Linked DNA regions of Homo sapiens: region 1 is linked to region 2. The links are chromatin loops, found by intact Hi-C in ENCODE. Cell type or tissue: IMR-90. All regions are shown on one strand. Region 1 overlaps CADM1 (cell adhesion molecule 1). Region 2 overlaps CADM1 (cell adhesion molecule 1).

Evidence for each region. Peaks named below come from ENCODE experiments on the same cell type or tissue, not always from the same donor. Only the 100,000 strongest peaks of a DNase experiment are listed, where the experiment ranks them.
Region 1: it touches region 2 in a loop (2.5-fold over the local background); 1 of 110 quality-filtered maps calls a loop at or near these places.

What each region holds. Positions count from the first base shown.
Region 1 is chr11:115,193,813-115,196,312 of GRCh38, reverse strand. All of the region lies in intron 9 of CADM1 (cell adhesion molecule 1), which reads left to right. Among named protein-coding and RNA genes, the nearest start is that of CADM1-AS1, 200 kb to the left of the region's middle. In IMR-90, no CTCF peak of the experiment used is centred here; a DNase peak (open chromatin) is centred at 1,332.
Region 2 is chr11:115,311,506-115,314,005 of GRCh38, reverse strand. All of the region lies in intron 1 of CADM1 (cell adhesion molecule 1), which reads left to right. Among named protein-coding and RNA genes, the nearest start is that of CADM1-AS1, 84 kb to the left of the region's middle. In IMR-90, no CTCF peak of the experiment used is centred here; no DNase peak of the experiment used is centred here.

The DNA of each region.
Region 1 (2,500 bases), 120 kb after region 2:
AATCTGAAAAATAAGAAGTTAACTTACAGGCTGATCCTGATTTTAGAGTACTAGTTTTAATCGGGTCTTTCCCTGGAGAGAGAGAAAGAGAAGGTGATCTCTTTTTGTGGTATAAGGAAGAGACACTTGGAATGGGACTTTATAGCATTTCTGTGGCAGGTAATAGAGGTGTTTGTGTACTGTGAGAAGCAACTGCCTTCCTATTAGTTTGGAGACGATGTTCAAGTTGGTGAAACCTCAGTAGGATGTTATTGACTAGCAGTGCATGAAGAATACACCTAGAGCCAAGGGATTTATTGTATTTTGTATATATATACTTGGAATTTGACTTCTTAATGGCAGAGGGATAGAAAAGTGATAGATAATCTAGGCTGATCCCTGTATAATACACTTATAAATACATTCTTTACCTTGTCCAAAATCCTCGTAGCATCTTCACAAAGGGCTCCAGCCACTGTTTTAAAGAGCATACTCTTTAACCCACAGCAAAGAAGCTGTAATGAAAGCCAGATAATATCTAAAATTTTGCTTGATGTCGGGGAAAAACTTCCAGGTCAGTTGTCAGGATAGAAAAGGTAATAGAACGTGGTGGAAATTACAAAGCAACATCTGAGATTTCCAAAGAGATGATGATACAGAACTGATTTTATTCTAATGAATTGTAGCTGAAAACCCAACTTCTTCATTACAGCAACCATTTGACTTAGATTCATTTGAGAATAATCTCGAGATGTTTGTTGTGGTGATCTGGGCCTAGAAATGTTGAAAGGTTTGATAACTTAGCAACTTAAATGACAAGACATTAAGTCAATCAGCTATGGGCATCTTATTTGGTCTTAAAAGTTTTCATACTGGATTTCCTTCTATATTTCTGTGTTTTTATAAAAAGGAAAAGAAAAAATAAAAATTTTTAAAGCTTTCCCTTTGAAGACTCATTAAAATATTTTATTCAAGCTTGTTTTGCTAGAGTATGTATGAAGTTTATACCAGTTGTTTATGTATGTTGACCATTTGTTCTTACCAATATCTGATTGGAATAAGCATGTATTGGAAGGTTAGAAGTGCATGGGCATGATTCAAAATCAAGTGGATTTTCTCCAAAAAGAAAGCCAAACAACAATCAGCCACAATGTGCTTTTAAGGATTTAACTGATAGTAAAGATAAATGTGAGTGTTAAGAATGGGATTTTTAGACTAGGCTGACACAAGGGATCTTCTTTGAATAAGGATCTTGAGCATTTGTGTTTTTGGAGCTCATCCTTAAGGCCTGGACAGGAAGAATCCTGTGTTATGTGTGCATGTTGAGCAATGCAAAAAACACTCTGCCAAATCCTGATACCACATGGTCTGAGAAATGCATGAGTGATTTAACGCACGGATGGTGTAGTCATTATGTTCTTGATGTGTGGGTGCGTGTGATGGTTTTCGTTTGTTCATATGTGGGCGCTTCTGTGTCTTGTGCCTTGTTCCTTCTGCCCTGTGTGTCCCCTCTCCCCTTCCCCACCCTCCTCCCCAATGTGAGGGGTCGGGTGACAGCATGCCCATGGTCTGGAATAGTGCTTGTGCTTTTGCTGCACTGCAGTCAGCTGGCTTCCTCTGGGTTTGAGGTCTCTCTGTCTCCGTCTCTCTCTCTTTCTCTCTGTGCCCCTTCTCTCCCCTCTCCATTTTATTATTTTCAAGTCTACCTGTCCTCTTGCTTTTTCACCTCTTAATACAGTAGAGGCTGATGATCTCATGAATTTTCATATCCCCAATGAGTTTTTAAATTGTTCTTAATTCAGTATGCAATTGTGGTAAGACGCAAACTGGAAACCCCTCTGAAGAATAATTTCTCATTTTCAGTTTTGGTTTCAGAATGTTTGGCCTGTGCTAGCTACATGCTCGTACCCTACGAGCACAGCCCTTAGAAAACTGCCCCTGTAGCTCTTCCTTTTCCTGACTCGTTTATAAATAATGCAAACCATGGTCAAATTCTAAAAGCACGTACAATTTTCTTATTATACTTTATATTCAGTTGTGGGGAAATTCTTAAGCCCATTTTAAAGAAACATAGCCAGCAGTGCGCATTACTACAACCGCTATGTCCACCATCTGTGTATGTGCCTCTATGTACATCTCTCTGTATGAGCACATAACAATGGCATTCAAAGGCTGTCATTCAGTCACGGGACTCTGCAGACATTGTACGTTCTACACAAGAGCAAAGCTCAAGAGGTTTACGAATGGCTGCAGGACCTGAAGATTGTGTTTCAGCCTTGATATGCAGTTTGGAAACAATGTGCTACTGTCTAACGGCGTGAACCAAATTTCTGCTAATGGGAAGAAGGGAAAACTCTCCACAAAAGCTGACAAAGCAGGAAGAACAGGATGACTGAGTTTTTAGATTAAAACTCCCGGGGGCGTCTGAACTCATGGCTGGTGGTGGAAGTAAGAGTTTCCATAATATGGCCAAGTGATCAGATGTATGCTGCTTAGGTAAGAGAGAGACCATCGCCTACTT
Region 2 (2,500 bases):
GGATTGTGTTAGTGAGGATAGAGAGCTTCACATTTACAATAGCTTGAATGTTTGGAAATTTTCTTACCTTCACTCACTAGTCTAGGGTGGGTGGTCCAGATCTATGGATGGGTTGGCTTCATCTAGTTGTTCAGTGACCTAAGTTAATGGCAGCTCTGCCACCTTTTGCATGTCACTCTGGAGGCACTCTGGTGTTACTGTTTCAGCTTCCCAGAAGGAGGAAGGAGAAAGTACAGGAGGAGCAACCTCAGGCACTAGGCTGGAAATGGCACACATCAATTCTGCCCACATGGAAAAGAACTTAGTCGCCTGGCTGACCCCGCTTCAGGGAAGACCAGGAAATGCAGAGGAGCAGGCCAGCCTTGTGCCAGGCTGCATGGAAGAAGAGGAAAATGGATTTAGTGGACAGTTAGCAGTCTCTTGGACCTTAGGTTTTTCCCAGTCAGTTAGCTGTCCAGCAGCTTTATATTGTAAAGCTAGTTGATCTTAGACTTTAAATAATATCTAGTACTATCTATGATAATTTCCCCCCTTTAGGTTTCTTTGGGTCCAAGCTATTTATAAATTGTACTAACTGGCAGAGCATTCAGCTTACCTTCTTCTGGTTAATGTCAAGGACTCAGTAGTTTGCACAGACATATTTTTACCCTTTGAAGTGATAAATTAACATTTGAATGGTTGCTTCATTTCCTTCCACTTTTTTATGTCTGGGACACATGGTAGAATAGGGACATTTTTGTAGATTTGTGATTTCTTCTTCATTTGGGAAGATATTGTATGTACTACTGGTATGCTAGTCATTCACTGTATAGGAAAACCCAGAAGGCATAATCACTGTTGTCTGCAAATATTATTATATAGTATATGCTGATGGTCACTGCCTAATGTAAAATTAGGTTTCCCTTCAGGATCTTTGTTTAGAAGCAATTCTTGAGGTGACATGAGAAATTGTTGCCAATATTATTGCTTGCTGCTTTTCTAGTTTTTTTTTTCTCCAAGGATCTAAAAAATCATTTACAGCATACTTTCCTCTGCTTTGATTAGATTTTAGAAACATTGTCTGATTTTCTGCTCACATTGTTTAGAGAAATTATACTCCCAGCCATCTCTTGGCTGCTTTAGGGTGAAATATATCAAAATCTTTGGACATTTTAACCTGTGGTTAGACTGGCTTTAGTCTCTTCTGCTACGTTCCCACAAACAAAGGGTTGTCAGAGTTCTTGCTATGCAATATATTCTATTTTTAAGGTAGGATTTAGATTATTAGTCATCTGATGTTTTAGGTGTTAGCACAACTAGACACTTAATTTTGGTTTTGTGCCAATACAAATCACCTGGAGTTTTATTTTTGGTAAGGTGGGGACAAGAAATCAATCAAGTGTGTTCTAAGCTCTTTGTTTTATGTAGAATGTAATTTTATTTTAAATATACTCTTCCTTGATATATCTTGTTGCTCTAATATTGATACGGCATGAAGTAGAAGTAGGTGTTTTTCCTGAGTATGATTTACTATAAGTCCTGTGATTTCAGCTATATTGAGGCTACTACTAATGGATTAGTACATTCCAGCAGTGTATTTATTTAGCATCCTACCCTCCGGTAATCAAAACATGAGATGCTTCAGTGTAGAATTGCTTGCTAGAGGTGATGGAGAGAAAACACACCTCTCTAGTGGTGATATTAGTCTGTTTTAACTGTCTTGTGAATGTGCTTAATGTCTAGGGCATGTTAAATTGAGTTATCCAAAAATAGAGTCCCTGAAATTTAAATAAAGCGGCATTGGAGCAAGAAACTAATCATTCTTTTTCTGGTAGTTAACCAATTGCCACCTTTCCCGGCTCACTTATTATAGCAGCTCCTATGGCTGTCACTACACTGTCACATTGTTCTGTAATACTCTGTTTACATTTCTCTCTTCTGTACCAGACTGTGAGCTTCTTGTAGGACGGGAATGTGTTGTATTCATGTTCATGGAACTCCTAGTCACTAAATAGTTGATGAACAAATTAAAAGATGAAGAAACATATTAAATACATTGAGTAGGAAAATCTTATCCTTGTGCCGATAGGTGAAAACTAATCTGATGACATTCCTTTAAAGTTTGGACAAATAAGTTGGTATTGGTGATTTCTGGATATAGGGAATCTTTTTGTTGCCCATCACTGCTCATCTGATTAATCTTAGTTTTCTTAAAAATCAAGAAAACATACAGATACCATGTATATTGGTCTAAAATGATAAAAATGATAACATGAAAAAGAGAGTTTTCCTCACTGAGGTGTCTCTGACTTTCTGCAAGCTCCATGCCCACTCTCAGCCTGTTTTCCCATCTGTCAAACTGGGGGCATAATGGGACTTAGCTTTTTGGGACTGTTGGGAGGCCTGAATGAGATATATTTGACCCTTGAACAACATGTGTTTGAACTGCGTGGGTCCATTTATACCTGGATTTTTTTCAATCAAACATGAATGGCAAATATAGTATTTACGGGATATGAAA